2 separate regions of the Homo sapiens genome follow, and region 2 is linked to region 1. Evidence: chromatin loops called from intact Hi-C (ENCODE). Cell type or tissue: heart right ventricle. All regions are shown on one strand. Each heading gives the region's core, and the rest is flanking DNA. Links, peaks and the distances in the headings are about the cores only.

Region 1 (17,384 bases), core at 5,466-13,465:
TGGCATGCACCTGTGGTCCCAGATACTCGGGATGCTAAGGTGGGAGGATCACTACAGCCTGGGGGGTCGAGGCTGCAGTGAGCCATGATCACACCACTGCACACTAGCCTAAGCAAACAGTGAGACCCTATCTCAAAAACAAACAAACAATAAAACCTTTTATTGGCATAGTCGCATGCATACTTTCATATATAAACATTTAAGCAAGAATTTGTGTCCATAGAGACAAATCTGAAAGGATGTTTATGAAAATGTAAACGTTTCCAAGGGCAGGCAGAATGGCAGCGTTGTCATGAGTTGTTACAGCCCAGCTGTGAATTCCAGCTCCACTTCCTACCAATGGGTCCATAAATTTGTTGTGCCATGGCTCAGTTTGGCAGTCAGATGAAGCCTAGAGATCTGTTTTAATAATGTTTTAAAATGTCTAAAATAAAATATATGGAATTGCAGAACCAACTATATTAAAATAACATTATCGGAATATTTTAAAATGTGATGATATAGTAATATACAAATCACAAGATCTAGAAGCAGATCTATTAACTACTGTCATTTCAAAGCAGTGATTAGCATAAGAGATATTTGGAGAGATGTGCAGCGATTGTAATGCGAAGTAAAAATATACACTGTGTATGATTTATGTTGGTGGAAAAGGCTAAAGTGCTTCTAATACCACTGAAGCTCAATGCCTACATTTGCAATTGAAGAATTGCTAAATGTCAGTTAGAGGTCAGTGAAAATAAGGTCCAGGTTTCTCATCCAGGCTCACAGACCCCACGAATTCTATACAGGGACCCCTGGTTAAGAATCCCTGAAACAACCAGTTACACAGCCTCGTGCAAAAGTTACATCTCTAAACTATAGTTTTCCCACCAAAGGGGGGTCATAATAGTACTTCTCTCATTAATTGTGAGGCATAAATGAAATAGTACATGTAAATCATTTACTGCAATATCCAGCACAGTGAATATTCAACAAATAATGCTGTTATTAAGGCTAGTAGAATTGTTAGTACAATCAGCCCTCTGTATCCATGGGTTCCATATCCATGGATTCAACCAACCATGGATTGAAAATAATTAAGGGGAAAAAATTACATCTGTACTGAACCTTATACAGACCATTTTTTTTCTTGTCATTATTCCCTAAAGAATACAAAATAACAACTATTTAGATAGCATCTGTATTGTAGTGGGTATATCGTAGTGGGTATTATATGTAATCTAGAGCCGATTTAAAGTATACAGGAAGTCATATGCAAATACTACACCATGTTATATGAGGGACTTGAGCATCTACAAATTTTGGTATCCAAGGAAGATTCTGGAACCAATTCCCCATGGATACTGAGTGATGGCTATACTTGTATTTCATGTTCTTCACACTTTTAAGTATTGCAGAACTTATGTATTGCTAAAACACTATATGAACATTTGTTACTTTTACCCATTTTTATAATCACAAAACAATAAAGTTATTTTCAGTTTGAAAACAAAGCTAGCAATCCCCTTGAATAAGAAGGAACTCTAAATAGGAATCTTTGCCATTGAAAAAATGGACAAAATTATAACAGACACTGGTTAGAAGATTAAAATGGTTTATGATCAGTTTTAATTGACAAATATGAACAAAAAAGTCTAAGTTTTTCATTGTTTCTGTTTTGACTATTGTTATATTTAAGAACTCTTCACTCATTAGATTGCTAAGTACTAACTTACAGTCATATGCCTGGTTTCCTTCTCATTTGAATTATTTTAGAATAAAATTTTATTTTTTAAATAAGTACATTATAACCATTCTGTGAGTCCTCAGCTTTAGCAATGTGACTGAATTTAATTAGAATGTACATGTTGGTGATCAGTTTCACACCCGCTTCCTTCTGGATGCTCATGAAACCAGACATTCCAGGTGCAGGAATGTAGCTGTGTTCCATTGCTCTGTGGAGGTTTCCGTAGTTATGAATTGTACTGGTGTTTCCTTTGTGTTCCAACCAATTCCATCTTTAAATGAAAGGACTGGCTTTATGTTGGAGGTCAGGACTAAGTTCCAGGATGACAGAGACCTCATAGGGCTCCTTCTCTGCTGGGTGCTGTGTCTCTGATGCTTACTGCAGAGCCTGGCACAGTAGGTGTTTGGTAATTATTTTTTTAATGAAGGTTTATTTTCACAGGAAACATTGAAGTTTAATCTTCCACTTTCTAGGCTGAACATTATCTAGAAATTTTCATGTTGGAAGCCAGAAAGCTTTTGATAAATGTCAACTCTATGTCTCAAGTTGATGAAACCAGCTGAAAAACAAAAATTCAGATCCCACACAATAGTGAGCCACTGTTTTGATTCATTCTTTGATTGAATTGATAGATTGCTTAGGGAACATCTCAAGGGAACATGGAAATCAGAAAATGAGTTCAATACCATCATAACTGTATGCAGTGTTAAGGGGGGGTATGAAGGAATGGAACTCACATTAAAGGCTTAACATTTGGTAAGAAATTTATTTGTAGAAAAAATAAATTTTAATATTATAGCTAATATTTAGATTTATTTTTCATATCATCCCACATTAAATTGTGAAATTAGTCATTATCACATACAATGTTTAGGCATCTATATTGGTAGCTATAGATATAGATATATTGGTAGGCCAGCAGTCAGCAAACTTTTCCATGAAGGGGCAGATTATAAATATTTTAGGCTTTGCAGGCCATACGGTCTCCATCACAACTACACAACTGCCGTGGACATGGCTGAGTTCCAATAAAACTTTATTCACAAAACCAGGTAGATGCCAGATTTGTTAGTTTTCTGACCCTTGATGTAGACTGTAACTGTCCTTGCAAGCTTTTCTTTAGTCTTTGGCACCAGGAAACAACCATTTCCTCAACAAAGTGTGTCATTAATAAAGCTGCTTAAAGGTTGAAGCTATACACAAAATGTTACAAATTTCTTTGCACTTCAAATGTGCAAACTTGTTTTCAAAGCCAATTGTAATTATTTCTACCCAGTTTTAAGTGAAGTGTCTGCCCCCTATTTGAGTTCTTGGTGGCATCTAACGCCGTATCTATTAGTTTTGTTATAAGGATATCTGTAGCATACACACAATGCTGTGAAATATCTTCAGTTTAATAGTTTATGGTTTTCACTACTTACGAGGAATGAGTGGGTACCAATGCAAACCAGTAGCCCTGAGCTAAGATGTGTGAGAGAAGGAATGTTAAAGCAGTAGCTTATAAAGAACAGTCAACTATTTGGGAAGGAAACGCATGGGAGACAGGGAGAGCATTCTAAACTGATTTCACACATATAGTGCACCCCAGGAGGAACCATTTCAGGAAGTAACAATAATATTATCAAATTAACTTTTCCCAGAATCATATATCCAGAGAAAAGAGACTGGTATACACACAGGCTAATTTTACAACAAAGAAGTCCTTTTCAAGTTACAGGTCTTTTTACAGCTTGGTGATGTCTCACCATGCCCATCTTCCTCAAAAATACATAGACACATATAGATGGTTATGAATATATTGGTTCATGAATGTCAAACTTAGGGGACACCTCTAGATTTTGAGGGCAAAAATTTGCTTACATAATAATAGCATAACTCAAAGTTCACTTTGTTTTCAAGTCTTAAGACATTAGACAATTTAATTTTTATGATATTAATAGGTATAAAGTTTAATTTTAAAAAGGAAAAAGAAACTAGCAATGTTATTGAATGTCTCAGTTACATTTTTTCCTACTACCCCATGGATTTCAAGGAATATACAGTACTGTGAAAATTCAATAATAATGACATTGTTAAGTTTTAGTATGGAATACTTTGAGCCCAGTGCCCATACTTCTCCATGATACTCTGGAATTTAAAGGTGAATATTGAAGGCTATTTGCGAGAAGGTAGCAACTGTTTATCAGGAAACAAACAGCTTATTTAGAAAAAAAAAAAAACATTAAACCCATAATATGATTTCTTTTTTGACAGCTGCCATTTCATAATATTCTTTACAAATAACTTACTCATCTACTTATTTCATTTTTTTGTCTTTCTTGCCACCACCAGGTACATGAAAGAGAAAGAAATATAGAATTCCAATACTGATGCAAGGGAGCTCATTTTTCATTTTGTCAAGGGGTTTCCTCCTTCCCACAGCCATGATAGTATTTCCTGATGATTGTTCATTGCTATAAATTGAAAAAGAACAGCTTCCAAGTTTATCAATAATCCATTAAGGGTGTTCCAACAGAAGTTGAATTAAAGTTGAGTCCTTCCCCTATGCAAAAGAAAGATAGATTGCCCTTAGAAGCTTGAGTATAGGGAATGGAAGAAACAAAAAGAATTACTACTTTGTAATGCAGCTAACAAAGTAATTAGGAGAGAGGGAAGAGAATTGGGCCAAGGGCCAAGGCCTTTGGGCACTGTGTAAGCTGTCACTACAAGATCTGAGACCTAGGTGTACTGCTAAACCTCCTAGTAGTACCTACTAAACCTCCTCACACCTCCACCTTCCTTAGCATCAAGATGCTTATCATGGTACTCTATGCTTATCGTGGTACTCTATGCTTCTCTGAGGGGTTGGTGTTTTAAAAATGAAATGATATATACAAAAATACTTCGGAAGCAGTAGACTACAGCTTTGTTTGCTAAGATGATCATACCTAATTTAGAGTTGTTACTCATTATGCTTTCCTGAATATTGTTTTCTTAGAATAAGAGAGAGCAAGCTCTCTGGTGTCTCTGCTTAAAAGGACACCAATCCTATTGGACCATGGTCCCACCCTTATGATTTCATTTAACCTTAATTACTTCCTTAAAGGCCCTGTCTCCAAGTACAACCATATTAGGGGTTAGGCTTCAACATATGAATTTTGGAGAGACACAATGTAGTCCATAGCATCAAGGATAATCTCTCATCTCAAGATACTCAATTTAAGCACATCTGCAAACACTCTTTTTCCAAATATTGTAATGTGTATAGGCTCCAGGGATTAAGATGTGGATGTCTTTTGGTGGACTATTTTTCAGCCTACCACACCAAGGAAGTAAAGTGAATTGCTAGAGTTACTCATATATGCTCATGGGTGCTCAAACATGATTTGTGCCAATGCAGAGTAGTTGCTCAAAATTGATAAACAATGTAAACAGAATAGAAAATTATGAGGATTCCTGTGACTTATGTAATTATGCATTATTAAAAATATCTCACTTGGGAAGCTGAGGCAGGACTGCTTGAGAACAAGAGTTTGAGGCTATAGTGTGTGATGATCTCACTTGTGAATAGCCACTGCATTCCAGCTTGGGCAACATAGTAAGACTTCATCTCTTAAAAAAAAAAAAAAGAAGAAGAAAAGAAAAGAAGAAGAAAGAAAGAAGGAAAAGAAATCTTGAAATAAACAGGTCCAAACATGGAGTCTATAAGCCAGAGGTTGATTATTTGCACTGATGAAAATGCCTTCTATTCCAGATGGGTTGATTGTTCTGTTCTTTTTTTAAATAGCCAGTTCCATAAATGCATTTGCAATTCAAATTGATTTGTGGTGAACTTTTCAGAAAGGCATCTGAGGAAGATTTTTATACCAATCTTGGCTTTAGAATTTACTCTTCGTGATGTAAGGATAACAATCACTGACATTTGTTTAACATTTAGTATGTGGCAAGCACTATACCAAGAGTTTTATATCTCATCTCATTCGATGCTCACAATGATTTCATATAGCAGGTGCTATTATTGTCCTTAGTTAACTGATGAGTGGCCTGAGGCTTGGAGATGTAGGGAACTTGTCCAAGACACAGCAAGGAAGAGGCAAACAGGCATGTAAATCCCATGATTTTGATTCTAGAGCTCATATCATGAAACACCACTTGATATTCCCTGAAAAATATCATTAAACATTGCACTTCTAAAACTTACACAGAGAGAAATTGTTACAAGTTTACATCACAGTCAAAGATCTTTAGTGTCACAGATTGTCATTATATTAGCAGAGAAACAGAATCAACAGGAATGTGTGTGTGTGTGTGTGTGTGTGTGTGTGTGTGTGTGTGTGTGTTCAGAGAGAAAGAGAGATTGATTGATTTTAAGGAATTGATTCAGGCCATTGAGGGCTGACAAGTCCAAAATCTACAAGGAAGACCCAGCGGGATAGAAATCCAGGAAAAAAGTTGTCTGAAGGCAATCTGGAGGTACAGTTTCCTCTTCCTGGGGGGCCCTCAGTCTTTTTTTTCAAGACCTTCAACTGATTGGGTGAGGCTCACCCCACCCACATTATGGAAAGTGATCTGTTTTACTCAAAGTCTACTGACTTAAATGTCAATCTCATTTTTAAAATACCTTCACAGAAACATCTGTTTTGTCCAATACCTAGGTACTGTGTCCCAGCCAAGTTGACTCATAAAATTAACCATCACAAGTCCATCCCTTTTCAACTTGGCATCAATTTCACATGTCTTTTAAATAATACTTAATATCTAAATAAAGACAATAATAATAAGGTGCTATTTTTGCCTAACATGATATGACTATCCTGCATACAATTAGAAAACACACTAACCCTTGCCTTACAAGCAGATGCAAAGTCCTTAGATGATGATGTTCACCCTTTTCCTTCATATCCTTTAATATTATGATATAAAGTCAATATTATATAATGTTATCTTGTGTTATATAATAAAGAGACAAGGGTAGGAAGAAAACAAATATATTTGCTATATATACACACACAGAAGTGTGTTCATAACAAGGAAGAACTATTTATGACAATTACGGTCCTCGTTTCTGTAACTGGTCACATGGTTGCAGCTGGTATGTTCTTCCACTGTGGTTTCTGTATTCCCTGGTCATGGTTATTTACCTCGTGGAGTGACTCTAAACCTTCATTTCTGAAGGGTCAAGTACACTAATAGTACTGCCTGGATTGATTTATTGTAGTTTCTATTGACTTTTATCATAGGTCATGATAATCCTAAGAGATGCCCTAAAGGACCTCCTCCTGTATGCCAGACAGGCTCTTCCTTACTTCCCTGGTAAAGTAATAGTCCAGTTTCCCCTCGGTAATTAAGTTCAGCCACACAGCCAGAACTAAACTCCCTTCTTTGCCTATTGTTTCAGAAGCATGAGGAGCCCAAAATGGCCAGGTGGCAGCCTTAACTTTCAGTGCATGGAACCTTTGTTCTGTCTTCCGGCAGAAGCGTTCTTCTCTCTGACCTTAAATTTTTAAGATCAACAGAGCAAAGGTTGCAGTGACAGGAAGCATAAATTTTGCTAGTGGCTAACAGGGCTAATAGAAAATGATGACATTTCCATTTCCACCCCTTGATTCCATTGTAATGGGGCAGAAGTCTCTGGGATCTGTTGAGCTGCTACACTACCACTTCTACAAACTCAGTATTTTTCCCTGGCTTTAAAATTCAGTCTCTTACAAAATTGCTGTAGCCCAGCATGTACCTCTGTGTTTTGCAGAGGGAAAGTAGATGTCTTGTGATGCAAAAGTCCAAACGGAATGAAGGCCACTGCTCAGTGTGCCTCCCACACAAATGTAATGTCTTTTTGACTACTGATAATAAGAACGATGCATGGGAAGGTGACATAAATGAGCCATTGAATGGCCTTTGTTGTAACTGAGCCTATAATTAAACATTCCCACAGAGTAAGCCCCTCTGTTCCACTTCTGGCTTGGCTATTACGGCCTCTCTTTTTTATTGGAATGCAGAAAATAGAAATCTGTGTGAACAAGGATTTCTATCAGTTCATCAGACCAAGTGAAACTGTCTGTTTGTCATATAGAAGATAATGGCAGAAATCCATTTTTAGCTCCCGATTGCTGTATTCATGTGTGAAATTACCCACAGGGGAAGATATTTGCCTATAAAAGAGCTCTTATTGGCCTTAGATGTGATTGGCTGCACAAATTATACTGCCAAATGAATTGGTTTTGCAAACTAAACAGAAGGCCTCATAAACCAAACTGGGATAGCAGCTCAGAGCACAGCCTTGCCCTGGGTGATAGTGTAGGCACACAGAGGCCAAGGGCCATGGTTGCTACTTCTCTTTGCTTTAACAACACAATGCTTGGAGAATAAATCATTTCCCAAGTATTTAAATCTTAGCAATGATTTGGTTTTCTGATACGAATACAGAATCCATTTGGCATTCTGACTAAGGCACTCGTTTGTTTATTTTTGTCTTGATTAAATTAACATGAATTGAGATTCAAATTCTCAAATTGGAGAAAGAAGGAGAGGCAGGGGTTTGTGGGGGTCATTATTCTTACTCTCTAAAGACAACTGATTTTGGTATTTGTCAGTAGATTCTGTAGCTTTCCCATGTTTAATATTTTGCATTGAATGACCTAGAAGAGCAAAATATCACAATATTTAACCAGAAAGATTTAGTCCTTTTTTTTTCCTAACAGAAAAGGAAATAAGGAAAAAAAGAAAAAGAGGAGAAATAAGGGACATGAGAAAGGAGACAGAGCAATAATTGAGGAGTTTGAAAGTATCTGAAAAAGCTCTGGTCTCTTCTGGCAATTTATTTCCAGTTCAGTAAACTCAGAAGCCGAACTTTTGCATTTTTAATGCACTTCATAATAATAAAAATGATCTTGTTGGTCTAGTGCAGAGCCAAAATTAGGAGGTCAGGCATCAACTTGTTTGTGTTCGTTTTTCCATGGAGCCAGGTTCGTCTAGTTGTCTTGGCCTGAATAGCAATTGGCTCGGGCCCAGTGGCAATAGATCAGGACCTGGCAGAGCTTTTCGTCCCAGGGTCTTACCGTTACAGGCCACAGCTTACAGCACGCTCAGCACTAACCAACATCCTTTCGTCCTGCACCAAGCAATTGTACCCAAGCTCCAGGTATGATCCTCAGCCCTCTGAGAAGCACAGGACTGCCAAGAGTTGAGCTGTATTGTCAATGCTGAATTGTCCTCTCCCTCCCTATAAGGACACGCAGAGGGTTGGCTTCATTTCTTCGAAGACAGTTGCCGAAAGGTCCACCCTTTAATTCACATATAAAGTGGGACTCCCCTTTTAGTTATTCTTCACTATAGCAGCATTACATTGAATGAATGATTTACTCTTAATTCACGTTACTTTCATTTAGTCACTGATGGATCTTTAAAACTACTCTGGTACCCAGGACTGCCAAACTGGTAATCTTCTTCCAATTTAAACAGAATTGGGCTCATTTATTCCTTCTTGATCTAGAAGTTATGGTTAGCGTGCAAGTTGATTTATTTTCATGTGTGCGTTTTATTTCACAGAGTAGGGAAGTAAAGGACACTTTGTCTTACATGGCAAAGAATAAGCAGTACAGTTTTCACAAACTTAATTAAAAGTCTCATTTTTCCCAGGAATAATGTGCCTGTTGAAATTAACAGACCAGTCGCTCTACATGGAAATTCTCCCTACTAGCTCCGAAACCCACATTTTCTGGGCTGTGCTACATAACCTTGAGAATGGCCAATCACTGCCAGGTATTTTCCTGCTTACCCATGGTTGCATTGATTTTGAAGCAACTGTTAAATTTGCAGATTCCAAGACTCTACCCTTATAGATGTTTTCTGCCAAAGAGTTAAAAATATGGGAAAGTTTAATTACATCTGTGTCTTTTTAAAATAAACTGAATAACAACTAGAAAGGACATGGTTATTATGGTCACCTGATGGCCACATATCCTTCATATATGCGAAATACCTTTTCATCAGAAGTCATGTCTAATAACACTTAGAAATATCCTTGTATTCATTTCTGTGCAGCCCCTTATGCAGTTCATGGACCAGTTTCAACTCTTGCCATTATCATGTTTCCAAGTAGTACATCTGTTTCAATGGCAGGCTTATATCCAATAGAGCCCCAAAAGGTAACATGTCTTTTGAAGTTTAACAATAATAGCACCCTTGAGCTACGGTGTGAAATATTTGGTGTTTGCTTCCTCCACTCATCATAGATAGCCTTGGGAACATCTGAGGGCTTGAAAGCATTGGCCTTAGCTCATGTGTGGTACATGAGAAGCCATCAGGGGCAGTGTTCTCTCAGGCTACTCACAGTGCTCAAGGAAAACAAGCATTCATTATACGAATGCAATTTCAGAAGGCAGATGGTATCAGGTCACCAGAAGGGGCCTGTAGATGTGTGTGTGTGTGTGTGTGTGTGTGTGTGTGTGCGTGTGTGTATTTTTTTTTAAGAGACAGCTTACCCAGGTGTAGTGTAGTGGCAGGACCATAGCTCACTGCAGCCTCAAACTCCTGCCTCAGCCTCCTGAGTAGCTAGGACTACAGGCATGCATTACCACACCAGGCTAGGAGCCTTTAAAAGCTGTATTACACAGAGACATATGCTTAAAGGGACTCTTTAAGGTACACTTCCCAGGGAAAAAGGAAAAAACCAGGCCCACCATATAGAAGTACTTGGTACATGCATTCAATAAAAGTAGAGCTGAAACCCAGAGTCCACTTTGTGCCTCTCTAGGGATCACCCATGTTCTCCTCTGCTGACCTCTGCCATGTTTTCAGTCAAGCTAGAAAAAGAAAGTTGCCCTTGAAGCATTGCCCTCTTCTTCACATAGTCTAGTTGATGTATTTATAAATGTACTTTGAAATGACTTTCAAACCACATGGTTTTCTACTTGTATAGATTTAAGTCCATTGAAGTCATTAGTTTGTTAAAATTCAACTTAGAAGTTAAATGCCAAAAATAAAATGAAAATTTGGTCTGTGATGTGCTGAATGCCACATCAACCAAATAGCAATCAAACTGACAGGCCAGCTTTCTAAGAGCTAGGTTTAACTCTGTCTGGAAGTTAAAGAGCTTTGTACAGGCTTATTATCCATCCTCCAAGCCACCTCGTCCTGTATAATAGCTTGTGTCTCAGTCAGATTGTTTTAAGCAGCACTCGGGGATTTTCATTATGTGCAGTGAGTGCCTTCTGACCTGTGTTCTCAAAGAGATTCATGAAGGTAGAAAAAGACAGCAGCAAAGTAAGCAGTGTCTGCAGTATGATCCTGTTAATATAGGATGTATCCTTTCTCAGATTCTTAGAGCTTCCAGTTAGATAAAATGCAGGAAAAACTATGTCTGCGGCACAGAACAAACAGCATATTCTGATGGCTACAGTTTGCAAAGGAGAAGACCTCCAAGTACACTTTGGACAGCAAGCAGCCCCTGCTCTCCAATGGAGACAGCCACCTTCTGCCTGAGCTTCCCTTACCTGTAACTCAGAGACAGCTTTCAGTCCTCATATAGCATTCCAGAGAAGTTCCTGATGTCTTTCCTTGGGGAGATAGAAATAAGTATTTCTTTGCAGTTAGTAAGTAGCCTAGATTGTACAATACTTTTGTCTGGTTGATTGGTTTTTTAAATGAATGTTCTACAAGATAAGTGCACCATCCAGAATAGGGGATCATTCTATTAGCCCTGATTCAATTTTCTTTTTCTTAATTAAACTAAAAAGAAGGAAAAATAAAACTTTTTTTACTTTTTTTTTAAAAAAATAAAACCTTTCTGTCAACATTTATAACATTCAGCATTTATCCTGATTAATCATAATGCTTGCTTGACTGCTGTCTTTTTGGACTTGTATTTAAAATGAAAACTTTCTCTACCATTTATTAATAAAGCCTCTTGGGTGACTTCCAAGATACTTCCACCATATAAAATCCCATGCTATCTATCTTTGGAGCTATTTTTTGACTGAATTCCATATGAATTAAATAGAAGTGCATTAAAAATAAACTATGTGTTATTATGCTAAAGCTGTGTCCCAAGAAAACAATTCTGTAAGGAATTTCTCGCTCAACCTGATGGTTCCATGTCCAAAAAAGGGATGATCCTTTAAGCAGTACATTACAATAGCGAGGGCATTAGATTTACAAAATTTAACAGTATATTCTTTGTCATATTGATCAAGTCTAAAATCATAAATGGAGAGGAATCCAATCCTTCTACCTGGATACTCTGTATCCAATCCTTTCCTGTCTCTACCACTACATTATTTCAATTGCCAAATCCTGCCCACCCCAAGTTTATGACATCTCCAATGCCAATCCACTGATCAGCAGCCCTGAGTCTTCTATCCAGACTCTAGCTTTCTTCATTGTCTCTTCCAATTCATTGTCCTATCATACTCCTCTGAATGACCCCAGGTTTGAAGATGATTTTTGGAGTCAATGATTGTAGATTCATACTATGACTTCCTTCTTAATGGGTTTTTGTTGAGCATTTTATGTAGTAGAAAGGCACTGCATTATCTAGTTTAAAGCTAAAAAGTTTGAACTACTCCACTGGTACAGGCTGATTTTTTATTATGTTTCTTTCTTTAGTCTGAAACTTCCCCATTATTCATTCAAGATAAAAAAAAAATAGCAGATAATACTTAGTAGATGTCTACATGGTGCCAGGCTCTGTACTTGACATTGGTCAGACAAAACACAACCTCATAATCAGGAGACTATTGAAAAAAGACAATTTAGGCCAGGCGCGATGGCCCACGCCTGTAATCCTAACACTTTGGGAGGCCAAGGCAGGTGGATGGCTTAAGCCCAAGAATTCGAGACCAGCCTGAGCAACATGGCAAAATTCTTGTCTCTACAAAAAATACAAAAATTAGCCACGCATGGTGGCAGGCGCCTGTAGTTCCAGCTACTTGGGAAGCTGAGGTGGGAGGATCACATGATTCTGGAAGATTGATGCTGCGGTAAACCATGATTGTGCCACTGCATCCAGCCTAGGGTGACAGAGGTGAAACCCTGTCTCAAGAAAAAAAAGAAAAAAAGAAAATGTAATCAATGACTATATCAGATTATTATAAAATATATCAGTATTACTATGATAAAATAAGTGCTATAGTAATAACAAAAACAATAATAAGAATGAAGCTAATGTGAATTGAATGTTTACAGCAAGATAGGAACTATAAGTGTTCTACATGCCTTATCTAATTTAATATTTTAACCACCCTATAGTAGGTGTGCTTTACTGAGAAGGAAGCCTGGACCTGGAAAGGTTAAGAAATGTGTCCAGAATTGCAGCTAGAATGTGGCAGAGCTGAGATTTGAAGCCAGCTTGGTGGTTAGAATGCAGTGATAACTATAAAGCGCTCATTCTTCATCTCTCTACCTCCATATGCTGTAGTAGAGGCAGGTTCACACCTAAGATGCTTTGCTTGAAACTAGAGACGTATGGGTGGAGTTTTGAAAGTGAAAGTAATTAATAAAATATTTGAAATGATGGTAATGTTAGGAACAGACCTATTTCATTCACCGAAGTTTAAGGTAAAGGGTGAAGCTCCTGAATGTAGAATTTCAGGAAGCAAGTTTGAGTGTAAATAGGTTTTCTGAGATCATACACAACTGTACTGTTAGTGGTCTTCTTTTTATACCATTTTATTTTACAAATTTATGAATCAAAGAATGAGGCACATTCATTTTCATTGGGAAAAGTGAATTATGTCAAGTTAATTAAGTGAAGCTGTTACAAGCTGAGTCTAGTACATAAATCCATCTGAAGTAGGGTTATCATATGGTTTCAATGTGAAAAATAAAGGAATTGAGGGACAGGGTGTGGAGTGCTCTAGAAAGAAAATCAGAAAAGCATCTTTAGTCTTAGCTCCCTCACTACTGCAAAAAGAAAGAAAGAAAAAAACGCTGTAGCAGGGACGTTTAGCCGCAGGGATACCTTTTTTTATGAGCCATTTTCAAGACTCCCTTTCCTATTATTGAACTACAGTTAGAGCCATCTTTTAGCTTTGTACTATAGCCTTGTAACTTACTTCATAGAATCTCTGGGTCATTTTCCTGTTTTCCTTTCTTCCAACTTCCAATTAATTTTTGTCTTTTTAGCAGTTTTTAGTTCTTTCAGTATTAGCATTAAGGACAATAAAATTGATCCTTTTTTCCCCATGGACGCAGGATGTGGTCAAGACTGGGATATTAACTATTGACTGAAATGAGATTTGGCATGCTGTAAGTGCATTGTGTTGTTTTTGTCTATCTGTACCTGTTCGGCCACTGAGACAATTAAGTCCTAAATGGTAGGCATCAACATATTTTTCATTTCTCTTTCTCCAGTGCATAGTTCAATGTCTGATATAGAGAAGGCATATAAGAAACTATTCATTTAGTGAAGGAGTGAATGAAGGAATGAATGAACGAAACACCAGAAATGGCAATACTCATATTGTTACCATACTCTTTCCCCAGTAACTACTGAAGTAACTACTTCCAGTGTAACTATTCAAGAAGGTCCAGGAGTCATAATTTTCCAAAAACATATGTAAATTCTTGCGACTTGTGTAAACCAGTATTTTCTCTCCCTCTCCCCGCAAACTCTATGAATTGTCAAGCAAGTAGATTAGGAAGCAGAATGTTGTATATACAGTCCTGCTTGGTTTTGTTTACAGATTAGTGGGGCAGGAATGGAATGTTGTACTATTTCTTTCTGTTCAAGGATAATCTAATCTTGCAAAGATATTTACCAAAGTCAGTAACAATTCCTCTTAGGAAGACAAATAGTGTCTGAATTGGATTAAGGTGAAATGAGAGTGCCCTGATGCAGCTGTCAGTGAGCGGTTCATTGTTTATGGCTTCATTACAACCCTAAAGGGGATATCTGTATTTCTCTAGGTTTAATGAAGCCACAAACAACCAACTTTTTATTGACTGATACTGGAGATTTTTTGCTTTTAACTTGATGCATTTTAATTTGTGCTTAACTAGTTCTCGCACCATACCAGATCCTCAGATTGGCACTTTAGAGATGATTAGCTAAGTGTTCCTCTGTGTTAGCCACAGGGTCTAGGAAAGATAAGGAGAATCAATAGGACCAAGCCAGTTTATGATGAGAAAATTCATTCTCCATCAACGGTGTTGGCCAACTCATCATGCTGCCTGTTCTGAGAAGAAGCAGCTCTGCTCATGTTTCTGTGTGCCTCATTAATGTGTCAGTGGTTCTGCCCTGGCTGTCAAATGACTTTACTGTTGTGTTTTTTTAGTTTTCAGGACTTTATCTCCTGTCTTTCTTCACCATCCTCATTGGGCTGGTGCTCTACTCCTCCACCTCCACCTACATAGCCCAGGACCCCCGAGTGTATAAGCAGTTCCGCAATCCTTCAGGACCTGTTGTGGACTTACCGACCACAGCTCAGGTGGAACCCTCAGTCACCTACACCAGCCTGGGCCAGGAGACCGAAGAGGAGCCTCATGTTCGTGTGGCCTAGGGTGAGGCCCGCCCTGCCAACTGAGGCCAACTCATTGGCCATGTTTTTGCCCATCATCTCTGTATTGTACATAGAGAAAGGTATTTACTAGGTGCAGTTTACACAGGTGGACTGCAAGGTAGCAAATCCTCCAAAAGCTTGTGAAAGGAACAAGCTCAACATCACTGGAGACACAGGCTCTAATCCACCTGACTTGGAAGGATGCCTAGCTAACGTGTATCCTGATCACAACTCCCCTGCATTCATTACTGTGAAAATTTTTGAATCAAAAGCAAGTATTATTGTTATTATGATTTGTATTATTATTATTGCTGTTACTGTTATTACACCAACTTTCAGGAGGATGTTTTGTACTCCTGATGGAAACTATTGCCAGACCCACATGTAGTCAACATAAACCCCACTTTTCTATGGCAATTCACTTTTTAAGAGTCATACTTTATTTTTTTGCACAGACTATATGAGTGATGCATGCCACAGGAGCTCCACCCCTGAGAAGTTTCCTTTTCCTAGGGACCTGGTGGTTAATGGTTTCCTCTGTTACCTGTTGGATTGCCTGCTCAATAAGTATTTTGTGCTGTGACCTTTGTGGGGAGGGGCAACTGACCATATACTTCTCTATTCTAGGAATAGATATAAAAGAAACATTTTAGCCTTTTTATATTTCGATCTCTGATTACTCCAGGCCATTGCCTTTCTGTTGTGCCACGTGATTCTGCTAATCAAGTCCCTGTAATAACAGGATAAGGACTGTTCCATTACTGTGGCTTTTGGGAGCCCCCAGAAATAATATCATTTGTGTTTAGGACAATATATAATTATAAAATCTTTCTGCTCCTCCCTGTAGCCTCTCTTCAAAAACTATCTTTTATTTTTTTTCCAGATTTCCTTAGTGATAATATGGAAATTAATCAAGGCACTGGAAAAAGCCATGGTCCTCTGCCCTTTTAATTCTGTGACACCTTTTTAAAAATACACCAGCATGGAAATTACCTTTATTGTGGAAAATCATTGGTTGTGCCACCTCCTAACAAAGTCAAGGTGCTGATGTGGAGCAGTCTTTGAAAATGGCTTAATTGATTTGGCCACTTTGCAGTGGTAACAATGTCATCATTGAAAAAGTCTGGCATTTTGGTCATATTTGGCATCCATTCAATAACAGATATATTGACACGACATTCTTTTTTTTTTTTTTTTTTTTTTTTGAGACGGAGTCTCACTCTGTCGCCCAGGCTGGAGTGCGGTGGCACGATCTCAGCTCACTGCAACCTCCGCCTCCGGGATTCACACCATTCTCCTGCCTCAGCCTCCCGAGTAGCTGGGACTACAGGCACCTGCCACGACGCCCAGCTAATTTTTTGTATTTTTAGTAGAGATGGGGTTTCACCGTGTTAGCCAGGATGGTCTCGATCTCCTGACCTCGTGATCCGCCCACCTTGGCCTCCCGAAGTGCTGGGATTACAGGCGTGAGCCACTGCGCCCGGCCGACACGACATTCTTATGGACCCAGAGAATACTGCAGGATCCTGATAAGACCTTGAGTGATATGTCACTAGTCTAATCTGTTGCCCTTAAAATAGCCCTTTTTTCAAACACAGGAAATTAAGAAACACCACAGACCTCTATTATTTAGAATAGATTCTATGTGTCAGTATGTGATGTACTCTTTTAGTTTGACTGACTTCAATACCATTCAAAAAGATCCTCAATGGAGTTACAGGGTTTATAGGGGAAAAATACATGTTTATGAGACATTGGGCAATTCAAATCAACATGTGTTACATAAGCAAGCAAAGCAAAACACCAGTGGGGTCTCTGGAAAGTAAAAGGACAGACTACAGTAGAAGGACTGATCCCAGAGTGCCTGTACAAGGCCTAAATCTGGCAGGCAAAAGCATCCCACACTGTCTGTCAGCACCCACATGGCCTTTTTGCCTGCCTTCTATAACGGGTAAGTGGACCTACCCTTGGAGATAGAGAAGAAAAATTATCTTCTCTGATATTCGGATGTAATGGTCATCTCAGTTCAGCCCCCTAGGAAACATGTTTTATTTTCCATGGGGAAAATATCAGCGTTAAAGCTCTATCAAATCAAAACAACTTTGCCAACATCTTCTCTCTGCTACCTTTTAAACCAATTAAATACCTTTCTCTGAATATTTTGTCCATTCAGATCC
Region 2 (10,108 bases), core at 1-8,000, 240 kb after region 1:
AATTAAAAACAAAAGATGAAGCACAAAGTGTTAATGACTTTTCCATACCTAAAGTAAGAAGTTCTAAAGTTTGGTTGTGATAAGACTGAGACTGTGGCTAACCAATCGAAACTTCAGAATTCCTATGTGACATCATAAGACCTCCCTAGAACACTTTTTCTCCTCCACCTACTGCAACTGTTCCCATAAACTGGGTGACAGAGTCAGAAAACTCCCCAGCTAAACACCCGTAAGACTTCATACAACACAATACTCTATACTGTGATGATCACAGCTGCCAAGGTAAGAAACAGATTTCGCTGACTTTGGTAATTCTTACTTTCTATAATTCTTAATTCCTATAATTTCTATAATCTGAACTTTTAAAATGAGTTAATTTTATGAATATCAGTTCAATCTTAGGCAATAAAATGACATGACAAAGTGCTTAAATTTATAAATGCTTATCCATTTAGTGACAGGAAAAATGAGACAACTTTGAAATGAAAAAGGTCATATTCATCTTTGATCCTGGTTACTGGTTTGTCATTTAAATTTATCTTTCACTTTTATTTTGCTTTTCAAATGTGAATTTCTGCCAATTAAAAAATCTTCCAATTATGTTACCATATTTGGTAGTAGTGGTTAATTTCTCCATGCAAAAACAATGACTTAATTTTGTTATTTATTGCTCTGCTGAGAAACAGTGCAGAACTGAGCTATTTACATCTGAACTAATATGAATAGTCATTTGACTACAACATGCACATTATCAGCATGCCTATTCCAATATTATCATAATTTCATACAGTGAATAATGAAATGGAGTTTCAGAATATATAATACAAGCTACTTTTAAAGTGCCCTTGAGGATGTTTCCCCTCTAAAGTCCAGTCAACTTTTAACAAACATTTCTAAAAAAATTCCATGCTATTAATAAATTGAGTTACTGATATTAAATTCAATATTGTATCATAAAGAAGTTTAGAAATTTTAAAACAATGTTCACAAACACAAAAAATCTGACGTTAGAGAATAATTTGATACTTTAAAAAGTTATTTTGACACACGAATATTCTTAACTATCTTATTTTCACACAAATTTGATTAAATGGATTTCTGCCTATTAATGCCTATAGTTTTGTCAAGTTATTATCCTCCAGTGGTACTCCATTTCCTCTCTCGGATTTAGAAAGAAAGGAAAAAATAAAATAAATGCCAGGAATGGAGATGCCACAATCAATTTTATGACTTCTGTTTGAATTCTACCCTATTCTTTATGTTACAATCCTCAATTTAGTAAATGAAACGTTTCCTCATTCTTAGATCTCTGTCAGGGCATACAGAAAATTACATATATTTTATTTATTTTGATTTTCATATTTCATATATATGTTAAAATAAAATTTATCTCTAAAATTCTCAATTCCTATGACAAATGTTAATTCTATTGCTCACTACAAATAAGAACTTTGTAACTCTGTAAGCAGCTTTCCTTAAGACATAAAAAAACATAATTTTTGTCTACCACTGAGGTATCCTAATTGTGTCTCCATATCTCTATACTCATATTTTTCCTTTGATAGTACATAAAAGTCATTCAGTGTAGGTGTCTTATGTTATTTGTGCATTTTTATTCAAATATCTATCAAATTACATTCTCACACTTCAAATTGGGTGTTCACGAGTTATTTTATTGTATCAGAATTTTGCTATATCACATATTACTCTAAAAAGTACACATACTTCTGGATAGAGCAGAAATTATATTAAACTTACCCTTAGCTCACTAGTATGTCTCAGTTAACAGAAATTACAGTTACAGAGACTGCTAAAATTTCAAATATAATGTGGTAGTACCATACATTGTGTCCCAACTAGTTCATCTATACCTTAAGGTGCAAGTTAAGTATTATCTTTGTTTATGAAGACATGTGGTTTCAAAGTAAGTGCTAAAAAAAGTGTTAGATGAAATCAAATGGAAAAAATATGAAAGATGTTTAAATTAAGAAGCATTAAGTTTTAAAAACGCATGAAAGAGCCAGAGTACTTGCTTTACTAAAAGGCGTGACAGCACTATCATTTCCTAAAACTCAAATATCAAATCCATTTTATTTGTATTTTAGTAGGCATAAAGGAAAATGATCACATTTGGGTATATAATCATATCTTTAATTAGTGAGATTAAGAAATAATAAAATATTGCATAAATACAATAGTTTCAGAAAATTTTAATGTATTTTAATGTTTTAATGTACTCATTACACATGTACACTAAATTATGTAATATATTAAATTTTTAATTAAAAAACCTAAAGTCTAGTTACCTCTCCAAATTAGACAATATATTACCAATCCCAGAAATGAGGAGGGCCAATGAACACTTCTTTTTTATTCTTAAAGAGCAATTTCCTAATATACTCGTGTACACAAATATTTCATTTGGTCCTCTTAATTATATATTTGATACTGCATCCCTATTCTACAATTTAGGAAAGATGCAAAAAGGTGAACTGCTCAAGATCACAGAACTAAGAAAACAGGGAAACCTTGGCAGAAGTTTAGGTTTTGTCACTAAGCCACATGCACATCCTCTATATACTGATCAGCATGGCTTAAAGTAAACCATGACACTGACAAACAAAATTTGAAAGCCCCCAAATACTGTAAATGATATTCTAAAAGGCAAAAGGCAAATTCAGAGAATACAAACTTCTATTTTAATTAAAAGCCATTCCACTCCATTTAAATTCAATTTATGCATAGCATTACATTCTTAATAGTCTAAATTATATTCTACTGATCATTTTCAAAACCAGAAATATACGAAAATTACAGATGCCCTTAGTTATTAAGCAATACCTCCTGGAAGGCAAAATTCAAACTAACTGCACAGACTTTAAAAAAAATAACACACCCCAATCAATCAAAGTTTCCTTTTATTTGTTTCATTGCTAAAATACTCATGCCTTCAATTCATCTGATACCTAAAATCCAAGTTAACATCTCCTCAAAACTTTCACAAAAATCACATTTCGATACTTTATTCTAGGTTCCCTAGAATCAAGTAGTCTCTTTGTACAATTTCAAAGTTCTTACCCAGAGTAATTCTGAAGCATGTGTTACCAAATAAACACATGAAAATGAAGCCTGGATGTACAGCATACTCATAGTCAACTGAGGACCTCTAGTGCCTTTGAAAAGGTACTCCATCTTTAGTTTTCAACCCCCAACCCCCGCACAAAAAAAAAGGTTGACTAACTCACTCACATTAATAGGGGGTATATTTATTAAGTGGCATTCATTTTAAATCCTTAAGACTTTCTCAATACTACCTCCCCATATTCTCTTCCCCCAGAAAAGATTCTGAATTTCCAACTCCTACAGGGTTAAGAAGAATATTTTACTTGTAAATACACTTGTAAAGCATTGTTTCAATATTTAAAAAACAATAATGAAGGCAAACCTACAGACAATATAGCAACAGCAATAAGCTAAATTGTCAGTTTTAGAGAGAAAAATATCTCTGTGCTGTTGTTTAATGAATTCTCCTCAAGACAGAGCTTTAACATGAGAAGCACTTCATTATGGGTCAATTTAGGAATGAGAATATATTGATTTTTATGCATATACAATTATTTTCATAACCAGACAGAAGCAGCTTGAAGATTCTTTCAAACAGCCAGTCTGGACCAACAAAGCTCTGGAATGTTGCTACCACAAAGTAACTTCAAATAGAATGTCCAAGTTTAGTATTAGGCAATCTCAAAAGGAAAATGACTCCACTGGAGTGAACTTTTGTAAGCCAACAGATTCATCGTAAATCTAATGATGAACTGTCCTAATTTATTACCACAAGTCCAAAAAAGGGTATATGCACATTCACTTATGGCTTATCAGTGGAAATGTCAGAAAGTAGTAGAAAAATAAAATTCCAAACAATCCAAATATAGACAAGTCCTGTTTATTCAATCTATAGAAAATTCTAATCTTCTAAACCAATTAGATGGAAAAAACATCCTAGAGTATATCAGACTGTAGCCTTAGATATTACTTGAATTCAATTTAATAAAGTATTTCTTCAGTACTCCCATGTTTACTAAAAGAATAAACAAAATTAAAAGGAGAAAAGCAAAATTCTAAATTCTACAAACATAAAGAATCCCAGGAATTTATTATTTCAGCAAAAGGAATACCACCAAAAATACTGAAGTTTGAGAAGTTCTGCAAGAAGTGAACATACTTAAAGTATAGATGGAGATTAATGCTCAGCATATACAACATCATTAAAGTATCAATTGTCTAGCAAGTCATAAAGCAGGCCACCAAAAGTTTTCAGAAGACTATTGAGGTTCCTTCCGCACAAGAATGCATCTGATATTACATTGCTAAAACAGGACTCACTGCAGACAAAGTAAGGACTCCTGAAGGAGTTGATATATAGTAGCTTCCACCAAACATGTTGCCTAACATGGTATATGACATTAGTCAAAAGATTAGAGTTGCCTAATGGCTTTTCTATTTCCTTCTTCCACCTCAAAAAAAAAACCAGAATACCATCTTGAACTTGATTTTTTTTTTAATTTCCAGCGTTACTTTTCTTGAGGAAAGGACGACAACCAAAGGATTTATAAATCCCACAAAGAATAGTAAAGAATTCTTTATTTTTATTCTTCTCATTCCCCTAAAAAGTAGAGTAATCATGGATCCACAGACATAAGATACTCTGTGGATACTTTCCTGCCTCTGACATGTAACTCAAGAGACAGGAGTCTGGCATTTCTACACCCAAACTCCTAACAAGCACCTTTCATGTTTTCAATACTCTTGATTCTAGGGCCTAGAAGACAATTTGATTTTAAAATTCATCTATAAATGAATACCACTCTTGTGTCAAAACAACCAATTTATATATATTGTCATTCTTTTAATAAAAGGGTGGAGAGCAGCTTCAGTTTCCATGGTTGTTTAGGCCATATACAAGTTCAGAAAATCCCAAAACTATTTATGATTAGACTAACAGAATGCTCTAAAAAGATCAGATAACATGAAAATAAAACTAAACTATTTTTGTATGCTTTCCATCGAAAAAGTACTCTATTAAACAGCTTAGCTGTTAAGAAATTAAAAAAAAAAAAAAAAAGGAAACTCATACAGTGGTTGTCAGTGCAGAGAAGAGAATGATAAACATCTGACAACCATGCCATAAATTATAATGTAGTAAAGGTCACAGACAACTCCAAAAATAGGATTCTGCTGTTCCCACAACAAAGGTTTTCAATTCTCAATGTATGACAGGAAGCCCCATCTTCTATGGATAAAATCTGGCCTAATTATCATCATACAAATGTTGGTATTCAGTAGAACTAGGATTCCACACATTTCAGATGATAACTGTAAAAAATTGAGCCCAATAAATTAAATGTATATCATTAACATTTTAGCGTGTAAAGCAGATTTAAGTTTAGGCATAAAATCATAAAGTAGTTACAAATAACTTTAGGATTATGGCATATTTCTAAATCTGACAAGAAACAGGATACTATTTTTGGTCATCTCCTTTACACCCAATTTGTTTCCAGAAACAAACTCTTCTTTTTCAATAACAGTTAGCTGTTGTAGGATTATAAGATCATCTTTAAAGTATGTTAACTATGCTTTAAACAGTAAAGAGCTCATCTCTTTAGGGCATATCTCTGTATTTCACAAATACTAAAAACCCATTTATACAAAGCCTAGTTCAGGTTAATACTGTGTTAATCAGGTAACCATTAATTTAGGTGAATCCTCTAAGCCTCATTTTTCTCACCTGTGATAGAAAGAGACTTGAGGAAAATATTAGAGCTTACATGTCCAACTAACAAATTGTTATTAGAACTAGTTAATCTGTCAATCACAGCATTATTTTTAAAATTGTTTAACTTATTATTAAAAATGAGGGCCAGGCATGGTCATTCACACTTGTAATCCCAGGAATTACCTGAGCTCAGGAGTTTGAGACCAGCCTGTGCAGCACAGTGAAACCCTGTCCCTACCAAAAATACAAAAATTAGCCAGGCATGGTGGCGCACACCTGTGGTCTCAGCTACTCAGGAGGCTGAGGCAGGGAGATCGCTAGAGCCTGGGAAGTTGAGGTGCAGTGAGCCACGATTGCACAACTGCACTCCAGCCTGGGTGACAGAGCAAGACCCTGTCAGTCATTCATTCATCCATTCATAAAAACAATTAATTAATTAAAAATGAGATGGGGTCTCATTATGTTGCCCAAGCTGGTCTCGAACTCCTGGGCTCAAACATTCGTCCCGCCTAGGCCTTCCAAAGTGTTGGAATTATAGATGTGAGCCACCATGCCCTGCCCACAGCATTATTTTTAATTAACAATTTTCTAATAGTTTTAGTCATAAAAATCCCTTATTTAACTTTAGTGATTTATTGAAGCATACCAATTATGCACTAAGTACTAGGATACTAAATAAACACACAGTTTCTTTACTTCAGAAACTATCAGTCTAGCTGGGGATACAAACATGTAAATTGAAATTGTGCTATAATCTGACAGATATCCTCATATAGATAACACTAAAGCCCTATTAAAAACCAGTAGAGGTGACAACCAATTCCACCTTAATAACTAATGAAAGGTTTCACTAGGAAGTGATATTTAAACTGAACCTTAAGAATCAACTGAAGCTTGCATGGCAGACAATCAAAAGGTGGAGAACACATTCCAGGCAGAGATAGAACAACATGTGCAAAGAACAAAATCACAAAAGGGAATGGAGTATTTATGGAAAGGTGACATGTTTCATGTGACTGAAGTACAACTTACCAGTGTCAACGTAGGGGATGACTCCTGTATATGCTTCATGATAAACTCCTGGCCAACTCCCTCCTTTCCCATGTTTTGTCTCAAAATAATTTTTAAAATTTCTGACCTTTTAAGACCACTTAAGCCCAAAAACCTCACAAAACCATATGTTCAAATAGGAATTACCAAGTCTAATTATTATTCCTTTCTTAACTGTATTCTGCTACACATCTTCATAAAAGGTGACTACTCGGCCAGGTGCAGTGGCTCACGCCTGCAATCCCAGCACTTTGGGAGGCCGAGGCGGGTGGATCACGAGGTCGGGAGATCGAGACCATCCTGGCTAACATGGTGAAACCCCGTCTCTACTAAAAACACAAAAAAATTAGGCATGGTGGCGGGCACCTGTAGTCCCAGCTACTCGGGAGGCTAAGGCAGGAGAATGGCGTGAACCCGGGAGGTGGAGCTTGCAGTGAGCCGAGATCGTGCCACTGCACTCCAGCCTGGGCAACACAGCAAGACTGTCTCAAAAAAAAAAAAAAAAAGTGACTACTCAAATATAAATAAAATCTTCCCATAATTTTCCAATCCACTAGATCTACAATAAGCAAATATCAACATAAGCAAATATCAACATAAGCAACTTAAAGGATGAATCTCAATAAAGAACAAAAGAAAATCTATTTATATTTTACCTGAAGAATTCAAACAAAAGTCATTAAATATATGTCAAGTTTAAGCTGCTATGTCCCTTATTTTTAACTTTTGTTTTAAGTTTGGGGGTATGTGTGAAGGTTTGTTACACAGGTAAACACATGTCATGGGGAGCTTGTTGTATGTATTACTTCATCATCCCGTTATTAAGCCCAGTACCCAACAGTTTTCTGCTCCTCTGCCTCCTCCCATCCTCCCCGCTCAAGTAGACCCCAGCGTCTGTTGTTTCCTTCTTTGTGTTCATAAGTTCTTATCATCTTGCTCCCACCTGTAAGTGAGAACCTGTGGTATTTGGTTTTCTTTTCCTATGTTAGTTTGCTAGGGATAATGACCTCCAGCTCCATCCATGTTCCCGCAAAAGACATGATATCATTCTTTTTTATGGCTGCATAGTATTGCATGGTGTATATGTACCACATTTTCTTTATCCAGTCTGTCACTGATGAGCACTTAGGCCGGTTCATGTCTTTGCTATTGTGAATAGTGCTGCAATGAATATTCATGGGTGTATGTCTTTACGGCAGAAAGATTTACACTCCTCTGGATATATACCCAGTAATGGGATTGTTGGGTCGAATGGTAGTTCTGCTTTTATAAGCTGCTATTTTCTAAGTAGAAGTGTTATAGACAACCTAAATAACAGCCTTTAGCCACCTGTTTAGACAATGAAGAATATATGCTAGAAAAATACAGGTAGTTAATAACTCTTTAAGGAAAGAAAATTTGATAGAAGTTGAGTGTTTGGAACTCCTTGCTACAGACCAATATTATGAAGGGGGACAGAGTCTCAAGCCAAAAATGCCCAGTCTACTATATAATTCAGAATATAATAGACCCAAGTTGAACACTACAGAATCTAAACACCATAAACCATATGGTTTCTTTGCCAAAGTAAATGCCGGGTTCTAACTAGTCATGCCTGATACTTACCTTCCCCTTTGCCATTCTTTCAGCACTTCCTTCTGCTCCCTTCAGCACTTTCCTCTCTCAGGAATGGGCTAACAGGTTGAGATGGGCTTTTATGGGATGTATAAAAGGACTTAGGAGAAAATAAAATCTGACACCTGGGGTAAGGTAGTAATATGTTGATTAACAATAATATATCAACAAATGTTAACAGTCACTATGTCTGGCAGTTAATTACTGACTTTTTTTCTCCGTTTTTCATTTTTCTTATTTCAAAATTGACACATAAGTATACTGATTGAAAACAAAATGTCCCCAAGTGTTAATAACGATTATCTCTGGACAGTTAATACAGTTAATTTTCAGTCTATATATAATTTTTCTGTAATGACATGTAAATTCTTATTTTATTAATCATCAAAGTATAGGCCCCACAGGCAGCAATAGCTTGTGGGATCTCTGAAAGAAGGCATGATGGAAACTACTACTATTAAGTAGAAGTCTGTAAATAGGATATGTCTGTGGTAGTGAGATAATAATAATTACTATGTGTTCCAAGCTTGACAGTCTTCAGTACTTAACATCAAATCTTATTAAAATGTTACTTAAGATAACATTCTATAAAACTATAAAATCATAAAAAGGAATAACAATTTGAATCTATATTTTTGGTAAAACACTTCCCATTTAACACTATTTTATTTTAGATTAAAATTAAGATCCAGGGAACAATTTGTTGTATGCATTTCCTTTTTATGAGATTGGCTCTGGAGCTATTAATACAGTGACTGATCAAACCAATTACATCTACAGAGTAACAGATTTAAAGAAACTATATGTTAGAACTTTTACCCAAAAGAATAACCCAAAACAAGCTGTACCTTAAACCAAATACAGCAGGTCCTCAAATAACATCATTTCTATGTCATTTTGTTATAACATTTAAGTATGTGTGGGGCTTGCATATTCTCCCCACATCTGTGGGACTCTGGTTTCCTCCCATATCCCAAAACAGTGCACATTAGGTTCACTGGCATGTTTAAGTTGTCCTGGGTTGAGTGTGAGTGTGTACATGAGTGTATCCTGTGATGGAGTGGCCTCCTATCCAAGGTGGGTTCCTCCCTCCTTGAGCTGCTGGGATTGGCTCCAGCCACCAGCACCCCAAACCAGAATAAGAGGGTTGAAAAATGAATGAATGGATGAATACAAATTATTATCGAATAAAAATTGGTAAAGTCTACGGTGATCATACAAATGCATGACAATAAACGCTATGGCACAAAAGCACTCAGAGATCCCACCGTATTTGAATTGTTTTTGATCTGCATGGAGCTGGATGTGCTCCTGACAATTTTCATTTCTCAAACATGATTCCATGTTTTTAATAGACCACCACAACCACTGTTACTCACTGATTCACCAAATACTGGGTAATTATCTTTGTTGGCTTTTTTTTTTTTTTCCTGGGACAGAGTTTTGCTCTGTCACCCAGGCTGGAGTACAGTGGCATGATCTGGGCTCAATGCAACCCCTGCCTCCTGGGCTCCAGCGATCCTCCCAAGTAGCTAGGATTACAGGCACATGCCACCAGCCTAGCTAATTTTTATATTTTTAGTAGAGACAGGGTTTCACCATGTTGGCCAGGCTGGTCTCAAACTCCTGACCTCAGGGGAACTGCCCGCCTTGGCCTCCCAAAGTGCT

Evidence for each region. A loop is a pair of places that touch in the nucleus more often than their neighbours do. Peaks named below come from ENCODE experiments on the same cell type or tissue, not always from the same donor. Only the 100,000 strongest peaks of a DNase experiment are listed, where the experiment ranks them.
Region 2: it touches region 1 in a loop (2.3-fold over the local background); 2 of 110 quality-filtered maps call a loop at or near these places.

What each region holds. Positions count from the first base shown.
Region 1 is chr6:118,299,046-118,316,429 of GRCh38, forward strand. It overlaps SLC35F1 (solute carrier family 35 member F1), which reads left to right. Exons shown (of 8, transcript NM_001029858.4): 8 at 14,983-17,384. The coding sequence ends at 15,207. It overlaps LOC124901387 (a long non-coding RNA gene), which reads right to left and starts at 11,422. Exons shown (of 2, transcript XR_007059723.1): 1 at 11,203-11,422; 2 at 1,595-4,271. In heart right ventricle, for the core only: a CTCF peak has its summit at 10,009; a DNase peak (open chromatin) is centred at 8,726; H3K27ac peaks cover 6,874 bases.
Region 2 is chr6:118,548,111-118,558,218 of GRCh38, forward strand. The region is part of intron 3 of CEP85L (centrosomal protein 85L); the gene reads right to left. PLN (phospholamban) reads left to right here and starts at 186. Exons shown (of 2, transcript NM_002667.5): 1 at 186-282. In heart right ventricle, for the core only: a CTCF peak has its summit at 3,161; no DNase peak of the experiment used is centred there; H3K4me3 peaks cover 8,000 bases; H3K27ac peaks cover 8,000 bases.